4 separate regions of the Homo sapiens genome follow, and all the other regions are linked to region 1. The links are chromatin loops, found by intact Hi-C in ENCODE. Cell type or tissue: heart right ventricle. All regions are shown on one strand. Region 1 holds the start of WIF1 (Wnt inhibitory factor 1). Region 2 has its middle 23 kb from the start of TBC1D30. Region 3 overlaps LEMD3 (LEM domain containing 3). Region 4 overlaps LEMD3 (LEM domain containing 3).

Evidence for each region. A loop is a pair of places that touch in the nucleus more often than their neighbours do. Peaks named below come from ENCODE experiments on the same cell type or tissue, not always from the same donor. Only the 100,000 strongest peaks of a DNase experiment are listed, where the experiment ranks them.
Region 2: it touches region 1 in a loop (7-fold over the local background); 41 of 110 quality-filtered maps call a loop at or near these places.
Region 3: a loop joins it to region 1, with 4 times the contacts of the local background. A loop is called at or near these places in 17 of 110 quality-filtered maps.
Region 4: a loop joins it to region 1, with 3 times the contacts of the local background. A loop is called at or near these places in 17 of 110 quality-filtered maps.

The regions. Positions count from the first base shown.
Region 1 is chr12:65,120,247-65,128,246 of GRCh38, reverse strand. WIF1 (Wnt inhibitory factor 1) reads left to right here and starts at 6,942. Exons shown (of 10, transcript NM_007191.5): 1 at 6,942-7,203; 2 at 7,691-7,830. The coding sequence starts at 7,056. RefSeq lists a silencer at 6,622-6,781. In heart right ventricle, CTCF peaks have their summits at 4,396, 4,601 (motif pointing right) and 6,666 (motif pointing left); no DNase peak of the experiment used is centred here; H3K4me3 peaks cover 851 bases; H3K27me3 peaks cover 6,833 bases.
Region 2 is chr12:64,797,900-64,805,899 of GRCh38, reverse strand. It overlaps a transcript of TBC1D30 not described here. Among named protein-coding and RNA genes, the nearest start is that of TBC1D30, 23 kb to the left of the region's middle. In heart right ventricle, a CTCF peak has its summit at 3,507 (motif pointing left); a DNase peak (open chromatin) is centred at 3,526; H3K27me3 peaks cover 427 bases.
Region 3 is chr12:65,228,912-65,236,911 of GRCh38, reverse strand. All of the region lies in intron 4 of LEMD3 (LEM domain containing 3), which reads right to left. Among named protein-coding and RNA genes, the nearest start is that of MSRB3, 46 kb to the left of the region's middle. In heart right ventricle, a CTCF peak has its summit at 4,207 (motif pointing right); no DNase peak of the experiment used is centred here.
Region 4 is chr12:65,218,422-65,226,421 of GRCh38, reverse strand. LEMD3 (LEM domain containing 3) reads right to left here. Exons shown (of 13, transcript NM_014319.5): 4 at 7,803-7,870. Among named protein-coding and RNA genes, the nearest start is that of LEMD3, 53 kb to the right of the region's middle. In heart right ventricle, no CTCF peak of the experiment used is centred here; no DNase peak of the experiment used is centred here.

The DNA.
Region 1 (8,000 bases):
AGTACCACTGAAGCCTCTTTTATGTCCTTTCCAATCATTACCACTCTTCAAAGGTTATCATTATCTTGATTTCTAATATCATAGATTAGTTTCTTATATTTTTGAATTTTTTAAATATGGAATCATATTTAAAGCCAAAGTATGTACATTTTGGCTTTTTTAACTCAACATGATGTTTTCAAGAGTCATTAATGTTGTAATTATTAGGATGGGGCAAAAGTAATTGCGACTTTTTACCATTGTTTTTAATTGCAAAAACTAATACAATTTGTTATTCTTATTGCTATGTAGTATTCCATTTATAAATATGTAACAATTTCTTTATCCATTCCACTGTCAATAGATATTTGGGTTGTTTCTATTTTGGTGCCATTATAAACAGGGATTTTATAAACATGTCTTTCGATGACTATATATATATATATATATATATATATATATACACACACACATATTTATATATTACTTTGGATGACTATATATACATACATACATATATATGTATATATATACATATATATGTATATATATATACATATATATATGTGTGTGTGTATATATATAGACATATGTCTTTTTTTGTTGGGCTTATACCTGAGAATATAATTTCTGGGTTCAGCTTTAGTACTTCTTTTCAGTTTTCAAAAATGGTTGTACCAATTTACATTCCTGCCAGCAGTATATAAGTTTTGTTTGCTTCATATCCTCACTAACCTCATATATTCTTTCTATTTCATTTTAACCATTCTGATGGGGCTGAAGAGGTTTCTCACTGTAGTTTTAATTCACATTTCTCTGATGGCTAATAAAGTTGCCATTTTTAATGTGTTAATTGGCATTTAGGTATGTTCTTTAACGAAGTGCCTGTTCAAGACTTTGACCGTTTTTCTACTGGACTCTCTTTTCACTTGTAGATTTGTAGAAATTCTTTATATGATCCGGATAAGAGTCTCATACATCCACATATCTTCTCCCATTCTATGGCTTGTCATTTCACTCTCAATACTGTCTTTTGATAAGAGTTTCTTAATTTTAATATAGTCCAATTTACCATTTTTTTCTTCCTGATGAAACACTATTTTTTAAAATTTCTTTAAAACAGGTTTAATTAAATATAGTGGACATCCAATAAACTGCACATATTTCAAGTGTAGATTTTGCTAAACTTTTGGGAGTGATAGGTAATATCTATTATTGTTATTGTGGTGATAGATTCATGGTTTAATATCTTTCAGAACATCAATTTTAATAGTTCAATAATACTTCTTCCTATGAAGATATTCTAATTTGCTTTCTCATTCCTCTACTATTGGGCAATGAAATTGTTTTCCCTTTCTTCCCTATCATATAAAAAAAACCCTTCATTAAATGTCATAAGGATAAAACAGCATGGATGAACAGAAAAGAATAGACATGGTTTTTGGAAGACAAGATATGCTAGGTTGCTTGGCAATGCCATCATGTGAAGAAAGAAGGGCAAGAATGTCACATAGGATGATGAGGAATACTCCGGCTGTGCTGTGCTTCAGTAATGAGCTGTCATGTGTTGTGATGTGCAGTTCTTAAGTGGTAAAGTGTGCAAGCCGCATAGCGAGAGGTGCTAACCTAGGTGTTGACAGCTCCTTACTTCAGGAGAAACCGACTGAAGCAGGCATAAAACAACCTTTTTCTGTTCTTTAAAATGGTTTTTAATTACAAAAGCATCTTCTAATTTTATTACGAATCAGAAAATATTTGTGCATAAATGGAAAATCATTCCCTATCTGTGTTCCTACTTCCCATAGGTAACCACTAGAAATATTTTGTTATATAAACTTTCAGACGTTATAGAAAAGGTAGACAGTTATAGTCTATCCATAGTTATATATAGCTATTATATATGGTAGTATAAGAAGAGAGTTTGTTTTTTAAGCATAATCCTCGCCAACTTGCCCTTTTCATTTACTATCTCATGTCTCCCTCTCCACAGCAGTGTAGTACAGGGGTATCTTTTCCTTCCTTCTCCAAGACACAGCTTAGGGTGCAGCTGATATGCACCAGTCTCAGTCCCAATGCCTGCAGTCACCAAGATAGTTCTGGCAACTTGCCTGGGTGAATGAATGGCTGGACACTGACAAGACCTACCTCTAGAGCTGTGTTGCCCTGGTTCCCACACAACTGCACTTCCAAGATGAGCACTGGCTTCAGCCCCCTCAGATACCTTCTTCTTCCCTGTCCCTCCGGGTCTCCTCCAGGATATGCATGGCAAACTCAGGAGCCTACAGAAGCCTAGATGGTCAAGTAAAAGAGCAAAGCATGCTGGATGGAAGAGTAGTGCAACTGTAACGACTGGGCACGCTAGTCCTCTTTGAAGGGCAGTCACTACTCACACCATCTGATTCTTTCTAAGAAGGGAATATTGTCAGATCTCTACATTTTCAAGAGCAGCCAGAAATCAAATTTTTAATTAAAAAATCTGCTTTTCAAATGTCAGCAGCTAAGATTTTTTAAACATATTCAAGTCTTGATCTTTAATTTTTAAAATAAGCTTTATATTTTAGAACAGTTTTAGATTTACAGCAAAAATGGCAAAGATAGTACAGAGAGTTTCCATATACCCCCACACCCAATTTTCCCTGTTATTAACATCCTATATTAGAATGGTACATTTGTCACAATTAATGAGCCAATATTGATACAGTGTTATTAGTAGTTGACTTACATTTCCTTAGCTTTACCTAATGTCTTTTTTCTATTCCTGGATGCTGTCCAGGATAGCACATTACATTTGGTAGTCATGTGTCTTTAGGTTCCTCTTGGCTACGAGTTTCTCAGACTTCCCTTTTTTGTTTGATCACTGACAGTTTTGAGGCATACTGATCAGGAATTTTGTAGAATGTCCTTCAGTTGGGTTTTTCTGATATTTTTCTTGTGACTAGACTGGGGTTATGGGTTTTCAGGAGCAAGATCACATAGGTAAAGTACCATTCTCATCACATCATATCAAGGGCACATACTATCACATGACTCATCACTGTTGATGATCTTGATCACCTAGTTGAAGTAGTGTTTGTCAGGTTTGTTACTTTCCCCACTTTCCACACTGCACGCTATAAAAGGAAGTCACTCTGCACATCCCACACTTCAGGAGTGGGGAGTTACGCCTCGCCTCTTTGAGGACAGCGTCTCTAAACAAATTATTTGGAATTGTTCTCAGCACAATCTTCCATAACCAGGTCCTACCTACATTTTGGGCTTCATCCCCAGCTGCTCCCTCCCTCTCCCATTCCAGGCTCATCATACTACAGGTCAGCACCTGCAGATCCTGCATGGTGCCATTCTTTCTCATGTCTCTTGCTCTCACTATTGCCACTGTCTATGCATGGATGTTCCTTATCTTTCCCCCTTGCATGCTCAATTCCCCTTTGACCTTCAAGACTGCTCAAGTATGCTCTACTCTAGAAAGTCTTCCCAGAACCCAGTCTGCCTCGAAGGATTTTCCTTGAGTCCCAAAATACCCTGTGCATTTTCCCACCATGGCGTTCATTCCTCTCTATTGTTTATTCTCAACACACTCCCTTGTTAGACTGAGAGTTCTTTGACAGCAGGGCTGTCTTTTTACTTACCTTTCTATCCCCTGTGCTTATATACGGCAAACATCAGACACCGGGTAAATATATTTTGAATGAATGAATGAACAAACAAATGTGCAGAATTCTAGATACAAGATTTCTTCTATGAATTTCCAGTCATTCTGCCTTATCAACAATCACCACATTCTGCCTTGTATTATGGTTGTTTAGGTACTTGTCTTACTTATTTTAGTAGCTCTATTGCTCTTTGAAGGCTATGATCATGTTTTATTTGTACTATAATTTCCAGGTCAGTGTCTTACATATAATAGCTGTTTAATAAATCTTTGTTGAATAAGCAAATGAGTTAATGAACAAATAAATGAAGCTGCCTGCACACATAATTGATGAGAGGGAATCGCACAAGGAAAGGAAGCATAATGAACTGGAAAATAAATGGCAGAATTTTCAAACGAAATGAAGTTGACTTGCCTAGCACATTATTTCCAAATTTTTATCATATGCTAGTAAATATTGTCACATGTTTGTTTAAAGAAATTTAAAAACTTAAATCAATTCTTAATGAAATAGCTACATAACTGCTCCTTAACAACAGAAAGGAGAGTCAAGCCTGATTCATCTCTTAGAGATAGACCTCCCTACAAAAAGAACCACGCTGCTACCCTTAAAAATCACTGTTGTATAACAAAACATGTGTTCCTTTGTCCCCTTTAATAACCAAACGAGTTTATATCAAAAATTTTTTAAATAGCATTTCTCTTTATCTATCTCTAATAAAATATAATTTTTCTAAGTGTCCTGTGCTGGAGAGAAGTAAACAGAAAACAACCATTCTGGAAGAAAAAAAACGTCCTTATAGCAAGATAGATTACCATTGTTATCAACACCAAATTCAACTGCTGCAGAAGAACCTCACTCAGAGGAAACCGAGTTAGGAGAGAATTTAGTTCCTCTTTTTCTTGCACCAAAAAATAAATTTTATGAATATTTCTCAATTAGTATTTGATTAGGAAAACCTGTAGAGGGCGTCCTTGCACCAAGAGCCATAGAGGTTTGCGCAGAACTAGAAAAAAATGTTAAAACCACTCGCTCCGAGTTAAAGAAAATGCCTATTGTGCTGTGAAATTATTATCTTTACCTGGGTGACACTGGCATTATAACATTAAAGTGTTTTAAAAGTAGCCTAATGTTCATACATTATATACATGAATATTCATAGAAATAAAAAATAATGCAATGTTGGGAAACAGGTAAATATTTTTATTGTAAAGGAAGAATCACTGTGAAGCTTTGGATGCAAATAGACTTAATTATGATTTATTTATCAGTATGAGGTATAAGTTACTAAGAGAATGGGCTTTGAAATCAGAGTGTCTGGGATTTGAACCCTTACTCTCATTTACCAGCTGGATATCCACAGTCAACTTACTGGACTTTTTGAGCCCTCTTTCCTCGTCAGTAAAATAAGAATAATAGTAGTACCTACTTAAGAGTTGTGAGGATTAAGTAAGCACTTAAAATAAAAGTACTTTAAAAATTAAGACACTGCAAGTTCAAATCAGTCATAGACTTCTTGTCTAATTCCTTTTTTCCTTTTTTTTTTTTCTATTGGTTGGTTGTATAGCTGCAAATATTTCCTCATTGGAAATCTATATTCTCAGAACCTAACACTGATTTAACTTGATGCCTGCACATGTCCACCATCTCTTCTGTTGTTTCTGTTTGTTTTTCCCTCTTGAGGCATCTGCTACTCTATAAAGGACTGATTGAAACACCACGCCCAGCCCCAGACATTTGATCCTTGAGGCATTTGTCACAGCTTCGGGTACTAAAGAACAAACACAAGTAAATGAACCTTTTATGAGTCCGAAGGCTAAGTTTTTTAATTAAAAACAAAACAAAACAAAACCCTTTTGCTTCCGTTTTCTTTGTGCATCCGAGGAATTAGGCAGGAGGCAAAAATCAGTTCTTTCTGCTGGGCCAGGTGGATAGGTTATGCTGCAGCCCACTGCCGGCCAAGCATGCTTCTCACAGACGAGGCCAGAGCCTTGGTTTTGCCCCCACGCACCTGTGAATTCGGCAACTTTTAAAAAATTATTTTATTTATTTATTTATATATTTTTTGAGACGGAGTCTCGCTCTATCGCCCAGGCTGGAGTGCAGTGCCACGATCTTGGCTTAATGCAACCTCCGCCTCCCGGTTCAAGTGATTCTCCTGCCTCAGCCTCCCGGGTAGCTAGGACTACAGGCCCCCGCCACCATGCCCAGCTAATTTTTGCATTTTTAGTAGAGACGGGGTTTCACCACGCTGGCCAAGCTGGTCTCGAACTCCTGACCTCAGGTGATCCGCCCGCCTTGGCCTCCCAAAGTGCAGGGATTACAGGCGTGAGCCATCGCGCCCGGCCGAATTCAGCAACTTTTAAAAAATATCAGCAAACGTGAAGATATCCACGATGTTAGAGGAGCCCTACCCCGGAGGGTCAGGTACAGCTATCGTCCAGGGCCCAGGGCACTCTTCCGGGCACTGCCGGGTTATCAGGGAGACAGACGGGAATCCCCAAATGCTGGGTGTCGGGCAAGTACCAGCTGGACGCCCTGCGCCTCGAGCCAAGGCCAGCGCCTGCCATCGGCACCATCGGACAGTCGAGCCTCGAGTTTTAACTGCTTGGGAGCGCGCAAAGTGCCAGCCTATCGCAGAACGGAGCGCATAGGGTTGGCGGAGAGAGGAATCCTACTGGCTGAAAGGGAGACGAAGGGCAATTTGCGCCTTCAGTGAGCGCCGGAGGAGGAACAGGAGTCATCACCTCATCATCATCATCATCATCATCATCACCATCACCATCACCATCATCAGCACTCAGTCAAGCCCAGCGTTGTCTGCTCTCCCCATTTCCCTCCCCCGAAGCCTCCCTTGGCCCGAGGAGGTGGCGAGTGATGTCCCAGGGGTCTCTGAGTGCCCTTCTCCGGGTCCGCCAGCCCTACACGCCCACTTCGCGGGCGCTCCACTGGGCGCACCGCACTGTGAATGCAGCCTCGGGGGTCCCTCGCGGCCCCGCCCCCGGGGGGGCCCCACAGCGCCCCCAAGTGGCGGCCGCCCAGGCCTCGCGGGCCCCACTCCTCGCTCGCACCTCGCTCGCGCCAGCCCTTCCCGCTCTTCTGTTCTCGCTCTATTTGCCCCGCTGACTGCTGGCCTCGCCAGCTTTGCCAGTCTTACGTCTCTGCCGCCCCCACTCCCGCCCGCGCCCCATCTTCTTGCGCGACTCGCGCCCGCTGGTCCCCCCCTCCTCCTCCCGCGTCCTGCCTGCCCCCTCCTCCTGCTCTCGCAGGCTCCTTGGCACCCAGGCCGGGAGGCGACGCGCCCAGCCGTCTAAACGGGAACAGCCCTGGCTGAGGGAGCTGCAGCGCAGCAGAGTATCTGACGGCGCCAGGTTGCGTAGGTGCGGCACGAGGAGTTTTCCCGGCAGCGAGGAGGTCCTGAGCAGCATGGCCCGGAGGAGCGCCTTCCCTGCCGCCGCGCTCTGGCTCTGGAGCATCCTCCTGTGCCTGCTGGCACTGCGGGCGGAGGCCGGGCCGCCGCAGGAGGAGAGCCTGTACCTATGGATCGATGCTCACCAGGCAAGAGTACTCATAGGTAAGGCCCCCGCCTCCAGCGCCTTCCCCTGCCTATGTCCTCCTCTCTCCACTCTTCAAGAAAGAGGGATACCTGCGTTTCTTGTGTTTTAAAACTTAATTTCCACAAAAGAGTGTTCCCCTCTTTTAATTAGATATTTTCCATCTGAAAGCTTATAAACTTCTCTTTTAAGAAACCAAAGCTGATCTAGTGTTCTGATCATGCTGTTGTTAATTTTTATAGCCCTGCGTTTTTAGGTGCACCCGGCATTTTTTTGCGTCGGTTAACTCCATGTCCATCCCTTTTCCCTGAAAGCATGGGTCTGTTGGCATCATTCTCATCATCCACAGAGAAAAATTAATCTTAGTAGCGTTGATGGTACTGAAGGCAGATGCTTGTGAACAGAAATGACCCACACTAATTCTTTGGTTTTCTTTTTGCTTGAAACTTCTGATTTAGATGATTTCAAGTCTACCTGGTTTGATCGTTTTATTATTTTAAAAACCAGGATTTGAAGAAGATATCCTGATTGTTTCAGAGGGGAAAATGGCACCTTTTACACATGATTTCAGAAAAGCACAACAGAGAATGCCAGCTATTCCTGTCAATATCCATTCCATGAATTTTACCTGGCAAGCTGCAGGGCAGGTAAGTTCTGAGAAAATTACCCTTTAATATTTCCACTGCCTTATGGCAGGTGGAAATAGTACTGTATAGTGTGTAGCCTGGTACATTTTACAGTTATTAAGAGAAATTTCTCATCTGATTGCCAAAGCAAATAAAGAATTAATTTCCATTTATTTCAAGTTGCCATATCA
Region 2 (8,000 bases), 320 kb after region 1:
CTTACTATGGCAACTAAAATCTTAAAAGAAGAAACTATTTTATTTATTTTATTTTATTTTATTTTTTGAGACAGAGTCTCACTCTGTCACCCAGGCTGGAGTGCAGTGGCATGATCTCGGCTCACTGCAACCTCTACCTCCTGGGTTCAAGCAATTCTCCTGCCTCCACCTCCCAAGTAGCTGGGACTACAGGTGCCCGCCACCACGCCCGACTAATTTTTGTATTTTTAGTAGAGACAGGGTTTCACCGTGTTGGCCAGGCTGGTCTTGAACTCCCGGCCTCAAGTGATCAGCCTGCCTTGGCCTCCCAAAGTGCTGGAATTACAGGCATGAGCCACCACACCCAGCCAAGAAATGTATTTTCTCAATGAGACACACTGAAGAGGAGTCACCAGTAAGTCAACAAAGAAAAACAGGATGATGTGCAGAAAAACCCAGTAGCATCAAAAACAGGATTCAGGACTCCAGAACCCACAGCCCAATACTGTTCACAAATTTAGCTCTTCCTCTAAAAGGGATGATTATTATTATCACACTTTTCTAGAAACAACAACAACAATCTATTAACATGGATACATAAAGACTGTTTAGCGCCATAAAGCCTGTGTCTTTTTATAGGAGTGTGGTGCACTGCAGACCTTAATGTGGGACCTCAAACACAAGAAGTCTCTTTTTTATTTTGTTTTAAAGTCTTCTGAATGAAGGCCCAATTTCTCTGTGTCCCAGGCTGGAGTGCAATGGCATGATCTCAGCTTACTGCAACCTCTGCCTCCCAGGTTCAAGCAATTCTCCCACCTCAGCCTCCTGAGCAGCTGGGATTACAGGCCCCGCCACCAAGCCCAACTCATTTTTTGTATTTTTAGTAGAGACAGGGATTTACCATGTTGGCCAGGCTGGTCTCGAACTTCTGACCTCAGGTGATCCGCCCGCCTCAGCCTCCCAAAGTGCTGGGATTACAGGTGTGAGCCACGCATTCAGCCAAAAGAAGCCTCTTTAACGGTTCTACTTAGAATCATCATCCAACACCTGACGACTACAAACCTCCCCACATCACAGGGTTGAGGGTTGAGCCCCGTATACCTTTTGTGGGTGATTTTAGGAGAATTAGGGCAGAAAATGCTCAGGGAAGGCCACCAATGTGGGCTAAAAGAGATCTGCCCCAAAAACCTCAAGTGGTTTAGAGGAAAAAAATGAATTTTGTGCCCCTTTCCCACTAGTTTTTTCATTACATAACTGATTCTAGAGTCTGCAATCTGACACATCAGAAAATTGGTGGGGATCAGCCAATATCATACTGAATGGGCAAAAACTGGAAGCATTCCCTTTGAAAACTGGCACAAGACAGGGATGCCCTCTCTCACCACTCCTATTCAACATAGTGTTGGAAGTTCTGGCCAGGGCAATCAGGCAGGAAAAAGAAATAAAGAGTATTCAATTAGGAAAAGAGGGAGTCAAATTGTCCCTGTTTGCAGGTGACATTATTCTATATTTAGAAAACCCCATCATCTCAGCCCAAAATCTCCTTAAGCTGATAAACAACTTCAGCAAAGTCTCAGGATACAAAATCAATGTGCAAAAATCACAAACATTCCTCTACACCAATAACAGACAGAGAGCGAAATCATGAGTGAACTCCCATTCACAATTGCTTCAAAGAAAATAAAATACCTAGGAATCCAACTTACAAAGGATGTGAAGGACCTCTTCAAGGATAACTATAAACCACTGCTCAACGAAATAAAAGAGGACACAAACAAATGGAAGAACATTCCATGCTCATGGATAGGAAGAATCAATATTGTGAAAATGACCATACTGCCCAAGGTAATTTATAGATTCAATGCCATCCCCATCAATGACTTTCTTCACAGAATTGGAAAAAAACTACTTTGAAGTTCATATGGAACCAAAAAAGAGCCCACATTGCCAAGACAATCCTAAGCAAAAAGAACAAAGCTGGAGGCATCACACTACCTGACTTCAAACTATACTATACAGCTACAGTAACCAAAACAGCATGATACTGGTACCAAAACAGAGATACAGACCAATGGAATAGAACAGAGCCCTCAGAAATGATACCACACATCTACAACCATCTGATCTTTGACAAACCTGACAAAAACAAGAAATGGGGAAAGGATTCCCTATTTAATAAATGGTGCTGGGAAAACTGGCTAGCCATATGTAGAAAGCTGAAACTGGATCCCTTCCTTACACCTTATACAAAAATTAATTCAAGATGGATTAAAGACTTAAATGTTAGACCTAAAACCATAAAAACCATAGAAGAAAACCTAGCCAATACAATTCAGAACATAGGCATGGGCAAGGACTTCATGTCTAAAACACCAAAAGCAATGGCAACAAAAGCCAAAATTGACAAATGGGATCTAATTAAACTAAAGAGCTTCTGCACAGCAAAAGAAACTACCATCAGAGTGAACAGGCTATCTACAGAATGGGAGAAAATTTTTGCAATCTACCCATCTGACAAAGGGCTAATATCCAGAATCTACAAAGAACTTAAACAAATTTACAAGAAAAAAATCAAACAACCCCATCAAAAAGTGGGCAAAGGATATGAACAGACAATTCTCAAAAGAAGACATTTATGCAGCCAACAGACACATGAAAAAATGCTCATCATCGCTAGCCATCATAGAAATGCAAGTCAAAACCACAAGGAAATGCCATCTCACACCAGTTAGAATGGCGATCATTAAAAAGTCAGGAAACAACAGGTGCTAGAGAGGATGGGGAGAAATAGGAACACTTTTACACTGTTGGTGGGACTGTAAACTAGTTCAACCATTGTGGAAGTCAGTGTGGCGATTCCTCAAGGATCTAGAACTAGAAATACCATTTGACCCAGCCATCCCATTACTGGGTATATACCCATAGGATTATAAATCATGCTGCTATAAAGACACATGCACACGTATGTTTATTGCGGCACTATTCACAATAGCAAAGACTTGGAACCAACCCAAATGTCCATCAATAACAGACTGGATTAAGAAAATGTGGCACATACACACCATGGAATACTATGCAGCCATAAAAAAGGATGAGTTCATGTCCTTTGTAGGGACATGGATGAAGCTGGAAACCATCATTCTCAGCAAACTATCACAAGGACAGAAAACCAAACACCACATGTTCTTAATCATAGGTGGGAACTGAACAATGAGAACACTTGGACACAGGATGGGGAACATCACACACCGGGGCCTGTCATGCGGTGGGGGACGGGGGAGGGATAGCATTAGGAGATATACCTAATGTAAATGAAGAGTTAATGGGTACAGCACACCAACATGGCACATGTATACATATGTGACAAACCTGTATGTTGTGCACATGTACCCTAGAACTTAAAGTATAATAATAAAAAGAAAGAAAGAAAGAAAGAAACAAAATTGGTGGGGATCAGAGACAAACAGGGCAGGAAGAGTCGTCCCAGGTACTGGATCAGGGAAAGGAGCCAGCCTGCCCTCTGCTGGCCATCTCGGGTAACAGCAGCAAAATGTGGGCGACCCTTTTCGTCTCCACCCAGAGCTCGAGGGCCCAGATATGCCAAAAACAAAACAAGGTGCCCAGGGACAGCAACATTCATACATGACCAAAGCTTTTTGGGAAAGATCACAGGCCAAATGGCAAGCTTTAATGCTTCCTTAATGACCATGTCCTGGCATATCCTTTTCTGCAAATGATGTCGGGGAGGCAATACTGGACAGAACCAAAAAAGAGCTGTAATGGGCTAGGCGTGGGATAGGACATGCATTCATTAGCAACAATTATTTTCCAACACACAGTGTCAAAATATATTTCTATACAGAGTCCATTACAAACAAGTACTTGTTCGTGCCAGTACCAGAAAAGAAAAATGATGTTTCATCATTGTTCAATAGCATATAATCCACTGAAAGTAAAAATTCACAGCAAAAACGCCAAAAAGCAGGTAGGAGAAAACCTCCTGCAGTTTGGGGAGGGGATAAGGTTAGATGCACATTTAAGACTGGGTAAATAAAATTTCACAATGCTGTTAAGGAGGTCCTCAGAACACATCTGAATTTACCTGTCTTTGCTATTCTCCTGCTGCCTGATACATAGGTTTTTGAACTATTTTTCAGTCTTTCTAACTAGAATGATAAACCTAATTTTCTCTATTCCCTCCTCATGTAAAGATTGTATTAACACTGTCAATTAATAAATGTTTACTGGATAATTGCTATACTCTCAAAATGCTTTTAATCTAGCTAGGAAGGCAGCCCACATACACTAGTGCCCTGTGTTCAACAGGAGGTGGCACTAGATTAACCCTACAGCTCCCTCTAGCTCCAAAATCCTAAAATGTTACAATTCCATAAAATTCCTCCATGTTTATGAACTAAGAAACTCCGATCTCAATAGAACCCTGTTGGTGCCCCTTCCCAAGCAGTCCCTTTCCTGTTTGTCAAAGTGATGATTATAAATATGTACTGTTGTTCATAAGCGCTAAGCCTACCCCACCTGCCTCTCTTGCTTTCATAGCCAAATCACCTGCTTCATGTGTGCACACACATGCACACACACACACAAACTTTGATCCAACCTCTTAACTTATCCACCCACCCATCTATCCATTCATCTCACACACATTCAATGAGTCCTACTGTAATGAAGCTGTGTAACAGATGCTGAGAAAAAGAAGATGAATGATACGGCCCCTCCTCCAGAAAATCTATGTCTAATGGGCAGGGAGAGAGAAGACAGATGTATAAAGAAACAAATATCAAATATAATTAGCACTCTAATAGACATAAGTATAGGGAATGGTGAGGTTCAGAGGAGGAAAAATTCATCAATTCTAACAAACGGAGAGGGACAGAAGCAGCTCTGTACGAGGAGCACAGAACAAGCCTAGTTCTCATCCGTCTCACCTCCAGAAAACTCCAGAATGACTCTAATATCCTTGCTGAGAAACCAAGTGTAATGTGGCTTCTGTCCCCACCATTGCATGAAACAGAAACTCCTCTTAAATGAAACATCATTTTTAAAAGGGAAAATTCCAATGCTCTTTCACAACCTTTTCTTACTTCTCTATTTAACTATATGTACACATGTTGTTGACAGCTGTTCTGTGGAAGCTAACCCTGCATCTCCCTGAGACCCTGCCTCTAGCCTCCCACAGCATCTTCCACGCTGCTCTCCTTGTTGGCTCTTCTCTCTCCCAGGGTTCTGCCCTCTCTAACAGGTCACTCCCTTCCCTCGCAGTCTACATGTGGTACCTGAGGGATCTCTGCTGCAGCCTCCCACATCTTACTCAAGCCCTCACATCCACCCAGATTCCTCCTCTTCCCATATCACACTCTCCAGTCCCACTGAATCTCCCTCCTAAATATCTCATTGCCTTTCCTCCACTTCCAGGAGCCCCTTTCCCAGGGCCCATCGACTCTACGAGCTGATTCCATTCGCCTCTCCCAATACTCCTCACATCCACTCACCTTATCCAGCCTGTCCTCACTGCTGTCAAAATGACCTCTGAAACATGAAAACCCAGTCGCATCACTCTTGTGCTCAGGGAGATATTGCTACAGGACACACAATCTAAACTCCAGTCTCAACTTCTGCCACTTCCCTCCAGCCTCTAGTTTTGTATCTAGCAATTGTTGATTACCAAGAGTATCCCAAATACCTGATGCTCCCTCAGCCTCTGTGCCCTTATCTCTGCATGGAATGTCTGCCACCCCTCCTACCCCTGTCCACAGGGCACATTTCTATCAGGCTTTTGTTTTGTTTTGTTTTGTTTGAGAGGGAGTCTCACTCTGTAGCCCAGGCTGGAGTGTAATGACGCGATCTCAGCTCACTGCAGCCTCCGCCTCCAGGGTTCAAGCAATTCTCCTGCCTCAGCCTCCCAAGTAGCTGAGATTACAGGCACCTGCCACTACGCCCAGCTAATTTTTTGTATTTTTAGTAGAGACAGGGTTTCACCATGTTGGCCAGGCTGGTCTGGAACTCCTGACCTCGTCATTTGCCCACCTCAGCCTCCCAAAGTGCTGGGATTACAGGCATGAGCCACTGCGCCCGGCCTCTATCAGCCTTTTCTAATCGCACTTCCCCATGTTCCCTAGTGCTTTGAAGATTAGGGTGGTTCCCACCTTTGCTCCTATTGCCCTTTGTACACACAAGGCTGACCATCAGATATAACATGTATCCCCAAGACACATTTACGTATCACATTCTCAATGGAAACACACAGAGGAAGAGCACTCTTCTTGCATGTTATTGGAGAAGAGGAAGCAATCCTTTCCCGAAGAGTTAAAAAATTATATTATCCCTAACAGTGATTATTCAACACCTGCTCCTCAAATAACCCATCTCATCAATTTCTTTTATAAGTGAAAAGCCCAGCAACCTTCATAATTGCCTTACACAGGCTAGGATGCAAATGCTGATGGCAAAGGCAACCTCTGAACCTCCCACAGTGGGAATTATTGCAGTAGTAGTAAATACTACAGCCAGACAGTTTTCTAAACATTTTACATACTTTAACTCACTTAATTCACATAACCATCCTATGAAGTGAAAGTACCATCATTCCCATTTTACTGATGAGAAAACTGAAACACAGAGGGGTCGGGGAACTTGCATGAGACTGTAGAACTAGTAAGTGGCAAAACTGGGATCTGAGCCCAGGGGACATGGCTCCAGAGTCCATGTTCTCAACCAATGTGCCCCCCTCCCATCCCATCAGCTCTCCAGAGGCACATCGTCAGAAGCCCAGGCTTCTCTCACCTTTCTCCATCCCTGCTCTTAAGAAAGGTGCCTGATCCCAGCACTTTGGGAGGCCGAGGCGGGCAGGTCACGAGGTCAAGAGGTCAAGACCATCCTGGCTAACAAGGTGAAACCCCGTCTCTACTAAAAAATACAAAAAATTAGCTGGGCATGGTGGTGGGTGCCTGTAGTCCCAGCTACTCGGGAGGCTGAGCCAGGAGAGTGGCGTGAACCAGGGAGGCGGAGCTTGCAGTGAGCCAAGATCGTGCCACTGTACTCTAGCCTGGGTGACAGAGCGAGACTCCGTCTCAACAAAAAAAAAAAAAAAAAAAAAAGGTGCCTGAAGCCAGACCAGCCTGGCAGATGCTGAGGCCCAGTCTGTACCCTGAAGAAGTGGTCCCAAGGAAAGAGAACCAAGAAGAGAAGAGGATCTGCATACACAGAGAACACTCTGAGCTCCCATTCCATCTTTCTACCACTCATCCCCAGAATAACTCTGTTGCATAATTGAGCAAACGTCAAGGTTTTTAAATTTTACAATAGGAGGTCTTTCAGGTAGTCTAATACCACTCAAACGAGTCCTTGTCTTGAGAATATCAAATCAGCCTTGACTTGCCTGAAATTCTCCTATGTCAGCAACACCTTCTCCTAAGCATTTTCCTCCAATTTCATAAAAATACATAATTCTATCCTGAAACAGTGTAAGACTCATTGGAATGTCAAGCTGAAACCTGGTACAGTGAAAACCACCATTTGTTAGCTGATTATATTGGAAAGATGGATTCAGAATACTTCAAAATGTCAGCACATGATGTGTAAAAATGGCAGTTGTCAAAAAATCTATTTCAATATACCACAACCTCCATTAGAACTATTATACTGTAATTTTTTATTTGCTTCTCTGACTTTATTCTTCTGAAAGCTCACTGAGGATACTGTATATTTTTCTTCTTCTTTGCATGTTAGCACCCAGCAGGTACTCAACACAGAACTTTTGAATTTATAAACAATTACATATATACATGTACACATTTAACATTTCAAAGTACTTTCAATTCTGTCTTCAAAACATAGTTCTAAGAGGTAAGTAGGGCCAATACTATTGTCCATTTTACAGATGAAAAAGCAGAGGCACAGAAAACCAGAATGATGGCTGAAGAGAGGTGTAGAGATGACTTTAATGTTTGGTTTCAGATTAAGGATAAAATGACATGCTTCTATACTGGTTGAAATCATCCAGC
Region 3 (8,000 bases), 110 kb before region 1:
TGTGGTATCATATTACACATACTACTGTTCTACTTGTTTTCTTCATGGAACAAAATATTGTGTCAATGTCAGTTTACATGGAAAAAACCCTATTTTTTTCAACAAAATAGTATTCCATTGTATGATTATTCTATACTTTTAATCAACACCTTATTAATGAACATTTAGAATATGTCCAATTTTTAAAAATTTATCAAATATAATACTGTTATAAACACCTTTACCATGTGCCAAGTACTATTTTAGAAACTAGAGGTGCAGCATAAACAACACAGTGAAAAATTCCCTGTGTTCATGGAGCTTGTATTATTAGTATGTCTTTATGTCCCTTTTGAGCAAAAAATGAATTTTTTTTTTTTTTGAGACAGAGTCTTGCTCTGTCACCCAGGCTGGAGTGCAGTGGTGCGAACTCGCCTCACTGCAACCTCCATCTCCAGGGCTCAAGCACAGTCTTGTGCCTCAGCCTCCCAAGTAACTGTGATACTACAGGCGTGTGCCACCACACCCAGCTAATCACTGTATTTTTAGTAGTAGTAGAGATGGGGTTTCGCCATGTTGGCCAGGCTGGTGTCGAACTGCTGGCCTCAAGTGATCCGCCTGCCTTGGCCTCCCAAAGTGCTAGGATTACAGGCATGAGCCACTGTGCCTGGCTCGTAGAGGAAAAAATGAATTTCTAAAAACAGAAATAAAAAGTCATTTCAAATTCTCTCTAAAAAAAAGATTTTTCTAAGAAGTGTCCTATTGTATTTTATCAACAGATTCTTCAACAGCATTGGAAATTATAAGGTTTTCATTTGATCAGTATAGTTTACTTCCTAATATAAAACTGGTAAGTTATTCTAATGTATCAAATTTGCAAATGTAATAAAAAGTTTTATAAAGCAGAACTAATCTTGTTAGGCATCATTACATGAAACTACTATTAGGATTTTTAAGATGGTGAAGATAACTATAGGCCATCTGTTTTTTTAAGCTTGGGTGTTTATTATAGCATTTACAAACATCAAAAAAATTGCAGACAATGTATTTAATGATTGAAAAAAGGTTTATATATGAGATCATTTCAATGGATATTATGAACTTAGAAATAATCATGATGAGAGCTAAACAGCTATCTGCTTAAAAAAATAAAACTACAACATTTAATTTATATATACAGTCATACCTCAGTATTCACAGAGGATTGGTTCCAGGATGCCCCATGGATACCAAAATCCACAGATGTTCAAGTCCCTGATATAAAATTGCATAGTATTTGCATATAACCTATGCACATCATTCTTTATACTTTAAATCATTTCTAGATTACTTATAACACCTAATATAAATGAATATAGATAGCTGTATTTTTAAAATCTGTATTTTTTCCATTGTACTTTTTTTCTTTTTATTGCCACTAAGATTTTTGATCCACGGTTGGTTAAATCCATGGATGCAAAACCCATGTATACGTAGGGCCAACTGTATTTATAATTATAAAATATATGTACTCATATGAGTAGCACAAGAATGAGGATACAAGTGATTTTTATTTGCTTTAATATTGTTTTAAAATATTATGCAATAAAGTTACACAAAATAATTTCAGGCAATTAGTTTCAATTGTTATAAATATACTACTAGAAATCACTTTGTATATAAATGAAAATCTACAAAGCAAGATTAATATAGGTTATCAGTGTAGCTGAAGACAACATTATTGCATTTAGTCTTCTTTGTAATGTTGTCACTACCATACATTTTTAAAAAGGATTTTGTACTCATTTAGTTCTTCAAAGACACAGATGCCACATAGTACCCTTCAAATACATGCATATATTAAAAATCAATGAAATAAATGTTGTATTTACTTGTACTTATATACATGCTGTTCAGCTTGTATTGCTATGATTTGCCTAGTATCATGGCATGCTTTGCATTACTACATATAATACTGGACAAGTATAATCTAGTCTTTGAAGACCAGACTATAAACATAAGTTTCAGATAACATAAAAACAAACTCCCAAGGTTATTAGTGCAAATTTTAAATATACAAATTTTAGGAGGCTGACATTATAAATATTACTGTTCTCATCAAATATCCTTAAAAAATGTACACAATGGTTCAAATTAACAAAGACACCTACAGATCTAAAAAGCTAAGTACGAGGAGGAATGAAGGCCTTAAATCTCTTAGTTATAAAATAGTAAGGGTAAGAAAAGAGGATCTGTTGTTATTTTCCCTTTTTCTGTTTTCCTTTCCTTTATTAATATCACTTGACATCCACTCATTATCTGGAATACAAGAAAACCATGGAATGTTCATTTTATGGGTACACATTCTCAATAAACAATTGATTATTTAAAACCTCATTAAGGACTTAATGGGGTGTTGAGGTCTAAAATATGCCACTATTTCCACAAATATATATACGGCATTCTAGAGTATTAGAAAATGGAATTTTTATAAAAGCAAAAATTGAATTATTTGCTTGTGCCAAATAGTTGATGCTAATACTGTAGCATACATAGCATATACCTGATTTTAACAGTTTAAACTGTTTTATTATTCACTTTTTGTAGCCACCTGGAAAGCTGTGGGCACGGCAGGGGTTGGTCAGCTTTTTCTTTTGTCCGTAAAGGGCCAGAGAGTAAACACTTTAAGCTGTGCAGCCATATAAATTTCTTTCTTTCTTTTTTAAAAGCAAGCTTTAAAACTGTTGTAAAACCACAGCTCACAAGCCATACAAAAACAGGCAGGCTGGATCTGGCCCATAAGCCATGGCTTGCTAACCTCTAAGGTAAGGCATTCCAGCATCATAAAACAAACATTTTCCAATAACTGATGACAAAAATCAGGAAGAAACTAAGTTTTTAATTTTTAAGGCACAACTTTTATTACTATTGTTTATTACTATTTACTTATAGGCAAGAGCTCAGTCAGTATACCACTGACTGCTTCATGTAAATCTTTCTAAATTTGAAGTATATTTTCCCAAATCTTAAATCTAACACATTATGTGTGTACTCACGCATACCCCCATGAACTCTCCCAAATGTTCTTTATTTTCAAAATCGTGGGTCAAAAATGTGTACTTTAAAACCCACATCAGATGCTCTGAACTTGGATTACAGTTTCCAAGTACAAAAATAATACTGTTTCATTAAATAAGGCAACAAAACTTTAGTTAGTAAGAAGGGAAAAAGGCACTGGTATAGGGAGAAATCAAGCAAGGACTAAAAACCTAATATGGATAGTTTATGAAACTGATAATTTACACAGTAATAGCCATGCAGCCTTCCAGCTGGTGAATATTCTAGTGAACTGTGAGATGATCTACACTATGCATCAGATGGCACCTTTTAAAATTAATTAAAATATAACACACAGAAATCCACAATGCTGAACAGGATGTAACTCCTGATTCAGTAAGAATTGTATGATCTTTCACCTGCTAGAATAACAGAAAAAAACATAGTCTTTAGAATCAAGTAGACCCAGAACCAGATGCTGGCTCCATTACAGATTAGCTATATGTACAACCTTAAATGGGACAAGTGAAAAATATGCCACCTATCCAGATGTATCTACTTTGACCACTTTTTCAGATCCTAACCCTTAATAGCACCAGTCCCTTGCCCACTCAATAGCTGGAGCTAAGGATTATGAATCCACTCCATCCACTTAAGAGGCAGAACAATATATAGAAAAGAGCAAGTACTTTGGTTCTATTCCCAGTTCCATCACATAGTAGCTGGATACTCTAGTTATTAGCCCCTCTATGGTTTAGTTTCTTTATGAAATGGGTCTAATACCACCTATCTTGTTGGATCATTCTGAAATTAGAATTAACATATAGAAAGTACCACACTGTACTTTATAAACCTTAATTATTATCATAAAATTTCCCCCTCACTCCACTTCTCAGAACACTCATTTTTCCACACAGACTTTTATTAACAGTAATTAGCATTCTAGGCCATAAAAGTCTATCCAGCCCCATAATTTGACACATTTGCAGCTGTCTACTTTCCTATTATTTTCTTCACAAATCTTAAACATATTCATTGTGTTAAAGGTTAAGAAGGTTTTGAAAGCAACCTAGGAACGTAAACCCATTCATTACATTATTCCATAAAAAGTTATACAAAGTCACTACCATCTAACTTAAAAACCAATCATGTATTTTCACGGAAATATAAACTATGTATTTCTTCAATGTTCCACCAGAGGGACCTCTTAACTTTTCACAAATTAAAATAAGCTTTCAATATCAAAAACAACGAGTTTTTTAAAAAGCTCAAGAAGAGCACTGGAGTAGTTAGAAAAATAGTGTTTAAATTATTTAAATTAGTTATTAAGTTTATTTAAATTTCCTTTGAAGGAGAAAACTGGATAAAGAATTAAACATAAATAATTAAATTCAAGAAAACAAAAATATGTTACTGAGGCTTATTCACTCATTTTACTCCATCAAACATTTACTATACTCACTGTGCTTAAAATGTACTAGAAGTTGTGAAAAAATTAGCTTACACTTGTAGGGGCTCTACACATTCTTTGGTTTATTTATTCCTCAATCTAAAAACTTAAATGTGTTGCTGGTGAAACTATAGTGCAAATACATGAAAATATGTAATAGATCTCTTTCTCATAAGCAGAAGGCCCTCCATATAGATATTATAATCCTTGTTTGATATCAACTTTGTAGTGAGTTTCCTCCATATTTATGCCAGAATATGGATAAAATAACATAGAGAATTTTGGCTAGATTGTGCTAAAGCAGTCATTTTAAATTGGGAATTAATATAGCAACATATATCAAAAGCATTTTTAAAAGTTCATGCTCTTTGAACAAGTAATTTCCTTTTTAGGATTATTTCCTAAGAAATATTAGAAAATTAAATACTATATGCAAAGATTAGAGTGATTTCATAATATTGAAAAACCACAAACCAATAAAATAAAATCATACCATGAAATATTATTCAGTGATAGAAAACATTTTCAAAAATCATTCAACGGTTTTTGAAATACACACAATAATTTCAAGGGAAAGACACATGAATATTTATAGTATAAAATATTTATAATAAAGTAATATTAGCTTTAGAAAAAAATATTTATAATACTAATTAGAGGAAAATGGACCAAAATTTTACCAGTTGTTATCCTTAGGTAGTGAATTTGAAGCTTTTTTTCCTTTCATTTTCCATATGAATTAAATAATGAGTGTTATTTAATTTATTTACTTATTTTTGAGACAGGCTCTCACTCTGTCATCCAGGCTGGAGTGTAGTGGTACAATCAAGGTAATCCTCCCATCTCAGCCTCCCGAGGAGCTGGGACTACAGAGGGTCTACAGAGCCATGTGCCACCACACCTAGCTATTTAAAATTTTTTTTTTGTAGAGACAAGATCTCACTATGTTCCCCAGTCTGGTCTCCACCACCTGGGCTCACATGATCCTCCTGCCCTGGCCTCCCAAAGTGCTGAGATTATAGGTATGAGCCACTGTGCCTAGCCAATATTATTTAATTTTATGTTGAAAAAATAAGCATTATTAAAAATAGTACTTTAAGACTTTTATATAGACCTTAAAATTACATTTTTGGGGGAAAAAAATCCTGTTTAAAGCTCTCTCTGTTTTGCTTTTGACAGTACAAACTGCGTCTATGGTGGTGACAAACCACGGCAGGTTTTATAGCATTTGAAAAACATGAAAAATGAGATTCCAAAAAGAAAAGGTAACAAAAACACACATACATAAACCTAACTATAAAAAAAGAGTATTAACATTTTACATAATTCTTTAAGAATGAAATTAAATTAATCCATAATCTTATAAAAATATGCCACAGAAATTCTACTAAATTAAGACAAAACCGAATATGAAACATAAAATAACTCAAGATAAAAAAATCTTCTAAAGGCTACAGAGTTCACTGCAGAAAAAGCATTTAATACAATGTAACATCTCTTCATGATAACTCTCAACAAACTAGGTACTGAAGGACACAATAAAGGCCATATATGGCAAACCCACAGCCAACAGCATACTGAATGAGAAAAAGCTGAAAGCTTTCCCTATAGGAAATGGAACAAGACAACAGTGCCCATTCTCACCATTCTTATTTAACATAGTATTAGAAGTCCTAGCCAGAGCAATTAGGCAAGAAAAAGAAATAAAGGGCATCCAAATTGGAAAGGAGAAAAATTGTTCCTATGTGCAGATGACATGATGTTAATGTGGAACACTCTAAAAGTTCCACCAAAAACCTCTTAGAACTGATAAATAAATTAAATAAACTTGCAGGACAGAAAATCAATACTCAAAATCAGTAACATATACCAACAAAAAACTAGCAGAGAAAGAAATTAAGAAAGCAGTTCTACTTACAATAGCTACAAAAATAAATAAATGAATAAAATACCTACAATTAAATTTAACCAAGAAGGTAAAAGATATCTAAAAAAAAACCATAAAACACCATAAAAAGACATCCCATGTTCACAATTAGAAGATTATGAAAACTACACTACCAAAAATAATCTATGTATAGATTCAATGCAATCCCTATTACAATACCACTGACATTCTTCACATAAGTAGAAGAAAACAATTCTAAAGTTCATATGGAACTATGAACAGTCAAAGCAATCCTGAGCAAAAGGACAAAGCTGGATGCATCACACTATAAAACCTCAAAATACACTACAAAGCTATAGTAACCAAAACAGCATGGTACTGGCATAAAAGCAGACACACAGACCACTGGAACAGAATAAAGACCCCAGAAATAAATCCACGTATTTACAGCCAACTGATTTTCGACATAGGTGCAAAGACCATTCACTGGGGAGAGGACAGTCTCTTCACTAAATGGTGCTGTGAAAACAGGCAGAATGAAACGAGCCCCCTTATTTCTCACCATACACAAAAATCAACTCAAAATGGATTAAATAATTAAATGTAAGACCTAAAATTATTAAAGTACTAAAAGATAATACAGGAGGAACGCTTCAGGACATTAGTCTGGACAAAGGTTTTTATGGAGAAGACACAAATGCAAAAATAAATGGTGTTATAGCAAAATAAAAGATTCTGCACAGCAAAGGCAGCAACAGAGTGAAGAGATGACTAGTAGAATGGGGGACATTTGCAAACTATTCATCTGACAAGGGATTGATATCCAGAACACACAAGGAACTCAAAGGGCAAATGAGCTTAGCAGACATCTCTTAAAAGAAGACATACAAACAACCAACAGGCATATGGAAAAATGCCCAACATATGAATCATCAGGGAAATACAAATCAAAACCACAATGAGATATTCACTCACCCCAGTTAGAATTGCTAGTATCAAAAGGACAAAAAATAACAAATGCTGGCGAGGATGCAGAGAAAGGGGAACTCTTATCCACTGTTGGTGGGAATGTAAATCAGTACAGGCATTGCAGAACATAGTATGGTGGATCCTCAAAAAATTAAAAATAGAACCACCATATGATCCAGCAATCTCACTACTGGGTATATATCCAAAGGAAAGAAAATCAGTAAGTGAAAAGAGGTATCTGTACTCTCATTTATTGCCGCATTATTAACAATAATATGGAATCAACCTAAGTGCTCATTAACAGATGAATAAAGAAAATGTGGTATATATACAATGGAATACTATTCAGCCATAATAAAGAATAAAATTATGTGATTCACATCAACACCGATGCACTTGAAGAACATTATGTTAAGTGAAATAAGCCAACCACAGAAAGACAAATACCATATATTCTCACTTGTGGAAGACAAATGAGTTAGAAGTCCAAGTTAAGGACTACTAAGAACTTGGCTTATTTTACCTTTGGGGAAACTAAAAAGTTGATCTCATGGAGGTAGAAGAGAATAGTGGTTACTAGAGGCTAGAAAGTGGCAAAGTGGCAGGTGGAGGGTCTGTAGCCAGAGGTTGGTTAAATGAAATTATAACTAGGTAGGAGGAATAAATTCTAGTGTTCTA
Region 4 (8,000 bases), 98 kb before region 1:
CATGGACCAATTCCATTTGTGAAAAATCCAGAAATTAGTTAAAAGGTTCCTGCACCTAGGCAAGCACAAAACCACCTGTATCAAAGCTGTTAGGAAAATTCATATCACTCACTTCCCAGACACTCTCATCACCCCACAGGGCAGTGCAATAGAGAGGAAACTCCCAACTCGTGGCTTCCTCCTCAGAAGGAAAACAGAAGACTAGAACATACATCTAATGATCTGACTTTTCGGGGCAACTGGTTTCTGTCATGTCTGAATCTAATAGTTGAAAGACACCAAATTAAGGACTACTAAGAACAAAGGCAACAGCACTCACTCACCATTGTCCCTACCCCCAGCTCGGCATGAAGAAAGTTGAGAAAAACCCCAACTCTTGGCTTCTCCCTGGGGAGGAAAAAAGTTAGACATGCATCCAAAGTTCTGACTTCACAGGGGCAAGGAGTGTTGCCTCGCTGGCTTCTGCCTCACCTGATTCAAAATGCGGATAGGACTCAGTATACTCCAGATGCCTGGGGGCCACTAAGAAGAAAAAAGAGCTGGGCCAGGAGCAGTGGCTCATGCCTGTAATCGCTGCACTTTGGGAGGCCAAGATAGGTGGATCACAAGGTCAGGAGATCGAGACCATCCTGGCTAACATGGTGAAACCCCGTCTCTCCTAAAAATACAAAAAATTAGCTGGGCATGGTGGCGGGCACCTGTAGTTCCAGCTACTTGGGAGGCTGAGGCAGGAGAATCGCTTGAACTAGGGAGGCAGAGGTTGCAGTGAGCTGAGATCGTGCCACTGCACTCCAGCCTGGGCAACAGAGCAAGACTCTGTCTCAAAACAAACAAACAAAAGAGTTGGATAGCTTATGGCAGCTCCAGATAATCTACAGACACCAGGGATAACCTACAGATACCAGGGATCAAAAGATTATAAACTATGAGAAAATAAACCAGCAAAACTTCTCTAATTGGAAATTCACAGGCAAAAATCCAGAGAGGTCACAACCACAACCACAGAAAAGATATCTAAGAAATCCAGAATGTCTACACAGACATATTGGTAAAAGACTTTCCCCACACAAAGTCTACAAAGGTGGCTGTTTTTTTTATTTCTGTTGTTGTTAAATGCACGAATCCCAACACAAAGTAACAAGGCACATGAAGAACCATGAAAACATGGTCAATCAAAGAAACAAAATACACTTCCAAAACATATCCTAAAGAAGTAGAAGTCTAAGAATTACATGACAAAGAATTCAGAAAAAGCCATCATAAAGATACTCAACAAGATCAGGAAAACAATGCATGAATCAAGTAAGAATATCAACAAAGAGACAGAAAATATTTTTAAAACCCAGAAATTTTGGAGCTAAAGAATAACTGAATTTAAGAATTCATTAGAGGGGTTCAAAAGCAGACTGGATCAAACAGAAGAAAGAATCAGCAAACTCAAAAGAAGGTCATTTGGAATTATTCTGTCAGACAAGCAAAATGAAGAAAGGATAAAGACAAGTAAAGAAAGTCTAAGGACCTTAATGGGACACCATTAAGCCAACCAATATAAGTAATATGGAAGTTTCAGAAAGAGAAGAAAGAAACAGGCAAAACAAAACAAAACAAAAACAAAAACACCATGTTATTTGGGGCCCAAAACTCCCCAAACCTGGGGAAGAAAATGGGTATTCAGACTCAAGGAAGCCAATGAATCCTAATGAGGATAGACCAAAATAAGTCCATATTCAGACATGTTATGTTCAAATTGTTGAAAACCAAGGAGAAGAAAGCAGCCAAGACGCAAGCTACTCATCACATACAAGGGAGTCCCCAAAATACTTTACAAAGCAGGAGAGAGTGAAATAACATATTCAAAGTACTGAAAGAAAACAACTGCCAACCAAGAATACTGTGTGTGTGTGTGGTAGGGGGGAGGGGGGAGCAGTACATCGTACTATTAAAAATGGTATACAATTTTTTATTTCTGGAATTTTCCATTTAATATTTTCAGACCATAGTTGACTAGGTGTTACTGAAACTGTGGAAAGCAAAACCATGGATAAAGGGGACTACTACATATCCAGAAAAACCATCCTTCAAAAATGAATAAAGATTTTTTCAGAATAAAAGCCAAGGGAGTTAATCATCACTAGAACTGCCTCACAAGAAATGCTAAAGTGACTCCAAGTTAAATGAAAGGATGCTACCTAGCAATGCAAAAGCATATGAAAATATAAAGCTTGCTGATAAAGGTAAATATATAGACAAAATCAGAATACTGTAACACTGTAATGGTGGTGTGTAAATCACTTAATTGTGATATACAATTTAAAAGACAAAAGTATAAAAAACTTTATAAAAATATGTTGATGATACACAATATGAAAAGATGTAATCTGTGACATCAATAATATAAAGGATGAAGAGAGATATAAAAAAGTAGACACTTTCCATGTGACTAAAGTTAAGGTGTTATCAGGTTAAAATATTACTGTGAATATAAGATAATTTATATAAGCCCCAATAGTAACCACAAATGCCTAAAAAACACACGTAAAAGAAAATGAGAAAGAAATCACAGCTTGTCACTACAAAAAAAAAAAAAAGACACAAAAAAGAGTAAGATATGGAAAAGGGGACAAAAAAGCTACAACACGGAGAGAAAATATTCAACAAAAAAGGCAATATAAGTCCTTTCCTATTAGTAATTACTTTAAATGTAAATGGACTAAACTCCCAAATCAAAGCACACTGAGTGGCTGAATGAATAATTAAAAAAAAAAGCTCCAATTTTATCATGTGTACACCTTAGATTTAAGGACACACACAGGCTGACAGCCAAAAGATGGAAAAAGATATTCCATGCAGATAATAATGAATAAAGAGTAGGGGTAGCCATACTCATATTAGACAAATTTTTGACTTAAAGGCAACGTAGTGAGATCCTGTCTCTACAAAAACTTTAAAAATTAGCCGGGTGTGGTGGCATGTGTCTGTAGCCCCAGCTACTTGGGAGGCTGAGGCAGGAGGATCACTTGAGCCCAGGAGTTTGAGATTGCAGTAAGCTATGATCTCACCACTGCACTCAAGCGTGGGTGACAGGCCTAGACTCTGTCTCAAAAAAAAAAAAAAAAAAAAAATCATCACATGAGACAAGGAAGGATATTTATTATATAAATGACAAAGGGATCAATTCATCTGGAAGATTTAACAATTCTAAATATGTATGTATCCCACATTAGAAGATCAATAAGGGAGCAGAGGACTTGAACAACAATTATAGATCAAATGGATCTAACAGAAATATACAGAAAATTCCACCCAACAGGAGTAGAATACACATTCTTATGAAGTGCACATGGAACATTCTCCAAATCAGATCATATGTTAGGCCACAAAAATCTTAACACATTAAAGACGACCGAAATCATACCAAGTAACTTTTCACACCACAATGAAATGAAACTAAAAATCAAAAGCAGAGAAAAACTGAGAAATTCACAAATATGTGTAAATTAAACAACATTCTCCTAGAACAAGCATTGGATCAAAGCAGAAATCAAAAGAAAAATTATAAATGTATTAAAATAAAAAAATAAAAAACACAACCTAACAAAATTTATGAGAAGCAGTAAAAGCAATACAAGAGAGAGGTTTACAGTGGTAAGCCTATGTTAAGAAAAAAAAATCTCAAATGAGAAATCTAACTTTACATCTCAAAGAACTAAAAAAAGAACATACTAAGCCTAAGATTAGCAGAAGGGAGGAAATAATAAAGATTGGAGCAAAAATAAATTAAATAGAGAATTTAATGAATCAATAAAACTGAGAGTTGATTTTTTGAAAAGATCAAAATTGACAAACCCTTAACTAGACTAAGAAAAAAATCAGAATTCATTTCTGAGTTTATTATCTATTTTATTAAAGAAGAATTAATGCCAATCCTATTCAAATTCTTCTGAAAAATTGAAAAGGATGAAACAATTCCAAACTCATTTTATGAGGCCAGCATTACTCTGACACCAAAGACAATGATACTATAAGAAAATTACAGACTAAAATCCCTGAGATACAAAAATCCTCAAAAAAACACTAGCAAACTGAATTCAAAAGCACATGAAAAGGATCACACACCAGGATCATATACCTCAGACACAAAGATGGTTCAACATACAAAAATCAAAACTGAGTATGCCACATTAATAGAACAAAGGATTAAAATCACATGATCATCTCAATAGATGCAGAAAAAGCATTTGACAAAATTAAATATCCTTTCATGATAAAACCATTCAATAAAGAGGAATAGAAGGAAATTATCTCAACATATTAAAGGCCATACATGGAAACCCTTAGCTAATATCATACTCAATGGTGACAAACTGAAAGATTTTCCTGGCCAGGCATGGTGGCTCACACTTATAATCCCAGCACTTTGGGAGGCCGAGGTGGGTGGATCACGTGAGGTCAGGAGTTCGAGACCAGCCTGGCCAACATGGTGAAACCCCATCTCTACTAACAATACAAAAAAATTAGCCAGGTGTGGTGGCACACACCTGTAATCCCATCTACTCAGGAAGCTGAGACATGTGAATCGCTTGAGCCCAGGAGGTGGAGGTTGTATTGAGCAGAGATCACACCACTGCACTCCAGCCTGGGCGACAGAGTGAGACTCTGTCTCAAGGAAAAAAAAAAAAAAAAAAGAGAGATTTTCCTCTAAGATCAGGAAGAAGGCCAGGGTGGCTATTTTTCCCATCTCTATCTCTCATAGCACTAGACATCCTAGCCAAAGCAATTAGATAAGAAAAAGAAATAAAAAACATCCAAATCAGAAAGAAGTAAATTTATCTCTCTTAGCAAGTGACATAATCTTATACATAGAAAGCCCTAAAGATTTCACCAAAAAAATCTTGTTATTTGGCTGGGTGTGGTGGCTCATGCTTGTAATCCGTGCTTTAGGAGGCCAAGGCAGGAGGATAACTTGAGCCCAGGAGTTTGAGACCAGCCTGGGCAACATAGCAAGGCCCCTATCTCTACTAAAAAGAATCTTGTTAGAATAAACAAATTCAGCTAAGTTGGAAGATATAAAATCAATATACAAAAATCAGTTACATTTCTATACACTAACAACAATCTGAAAAGGAGGTTAAGAAAATAATCCCATTTATAATAGCATTAGAAAGATTTAGATACTTAGGAATAAACTTAACCAGGGAGGTGAAAGACTTATACACTGAAAACTACAAAAAAAAAAAAAAAAGCTGAATGAAATAAAAGACACAAATAAATAGAAAGACATCTCATGTTCGTGAATTGGAAGACTTAATATTACTCAAATTACTATACCACCGAAGGCAATACAGCAATACAAAATCCCAATAGCATTTTTTGCAGAAATAGAAGACATAATCCTAATATCCATATGGAACCACAAAGGCCTCACACTGACTTTAAAACATATGACAAAACTATAGTAATCAAAACAGTATAGTACTAGCATAATAATAGACATAAATGGACCAGTGGAACAAAATAGAGAACCAGAAATAAAGCCACTGATGTATGATCCAACAATCTTCTACAAGGGTGCCAGACTACACAATGGAGAAATGACAATCTCTTCAATAAATGGTGCTAGGAAAACTGGATTTCCACATGCAACAGAATCAAACTGGACCTTTATCTTATACCGTACACAAAAATCAACTCCAAATGGATTAAAGACTTAAATGTAAGACCTGAAACTATATAACTTCTTGAAGAAAACATAGAAGAAAAGCTTCTTGACGTTGATATGGGCAATAATTTCTTGGACATGACACCAAAAGCATAGGCAACAAAAGCAAAAACAGAAAAGTGGGACTACATCAAACTAAAAAGCATATGTGCAGTAAAAAAAAACAGTGAATACAGTGAAAAAGTAACCTACAGAATGGGAGAAAATATTTGCAAACCATATATCTGACAAGGGGTTAATATGCAAAATGCATAAGAAACCCCCACAATTCAATAACAAAATAAATAACCCAACTTAAAAATCAGCAAAGAACTTGAATAGCACTTCTCCAAAGAAGATATACAAATGGCCAACAGATAAGGTATTATATATATGCTGTATACATGCTATATATACACACAGATGTATATGTATATAAATGGTATATGAAAAGATGCTCAACATCAGTAATCATCAGGGAAACACAAATAAAAACACAGTGAGCTATAAGGCAAATAAGTGTTAAGGATAGGCAGAAACTGGAATCCTACTATACTATTGGAAAGAATGTAAAATGGTACAGTCAATATGAAAACAGTATGGAGGTTCCTCAAAAAATAAAAAGTTGAACTACCATATTATCTATCAATCCCACTTCTAGGTATTTGTCTAACAGAATTAAAAGTAGAGTCTCAAAGAAGTACTTGCATTGCCATGTTCATTGATGAATTATTCACAATAGCCAAGAGGTGGAAACAATCTAAAAGCCCATCAACATGACTGGATAAAGAAAATATATGTATACATACAATGAAATTCTACTCAGCCTTAAAAAATGAAGGAAGTACTGTCATGTTACAATATGGATGAAACTTGAAGATATTATGCTAGGTGAAATAAGCCAGTCACAGGACAAAAATTGCAGGATTCAACTTATATGAGGTATCTGTTAATCACACTGATGGAGGAAGAAAGTAAAATGGTGGTTGCCAGGGATATGGAGCAGAGGAAAACGGGGGCCTGCTGTGCAATGGCTATAGAGTTTCAGTCATACAAGATGAAGAAGTTCTAGAGATTTGCTGTATAAGAATGCACATATAGTTGTACGGTATACTTAAAAATATGTTAACAGATTTCACGTTATATATTTTTTACCACAATTTTAACAAGGGGATGGGAGGCATGAAATTTGTATGGCATGACTTGTCCACGTTCAAATGCCAGCCACCTTCCAGGGATCAACGTTTCCATTTGCAAGAACTCAGATCTTTATGAAATTATCTTTATGGAACTGGACCGACAACAAGCTTTCCTGTATGGTTTTCAAATGCCACTTTCCACTTCTGAGAAATCAGAATGACATTTATCCATCTTTAATCTTTTACTACCTTTCATTAAGATTTTCCAGAAATTATTTACAGTAGTTTAGAAAATTCAACAGCAAGTTCTCTTAGTATTTGGAGAAGAAACTGATGTGGGACAGAAGATTTTAAATAAATGGTTAGATATTTACCTGCTCTCTTACATGCTACTACTCACCTATCTCAATTTCCCTATGACCAATGTTTCTTTGTACCCTTTCCAAATTAATATGCATTCTCTCATAGAGAATGTTCTAAAACAAACTAAAAAAAATTGAACAGGTGGCTCACGCCTATAATCCCAGCACTTTGGGAGGCCAAGGCATGCAGATCACTTGAGGCCAGGAGTTTGAGACCAGCCTGGCCAACATAGTGAAACTCCATCTCTACTAAAAATACAAAAAACATTAGCTGGGCGAGGTGGTGGGTGCCTGTAATTCCAGCTACTCGCGAGGCTGAGGCAGGAGAATCGCTTGAACCCCGGTTGCGAACGTTGCAGTGAGTCGAGATCAGCCATTGCACTCCAGCCTGGGGAACAAGAGCGAAACTGTGTCTCACAAAAAAAAAAAAAAAAAAAAAGTTGAACAATTTTACTTTCTCATAACTGCTCATATTATACCAAACAGCAGGCCCAAGCTTTTAACAGTACAATTAAAATAATCAAACATATGATTCTTACAAGTAGCAATGATTTATATAATTTTTTAAAATATAGCTATTAAAATTCTAATTTCATTGCTTACTTTTAAATACGCAGCTGCCTCTTGAACAGAAAGCGTTCTTTGACTAGAACTGCCACATTCATGATCTCCTGGAAAGATTAGCATATTATTAATTTTGAATCAGTACTCTCTTAAACAGAAGAAAACAAACATAATTAATTCAAATATTTTATACATTATACAATTACAGGTTATATTATTATAATCAGTAAAGAAAGA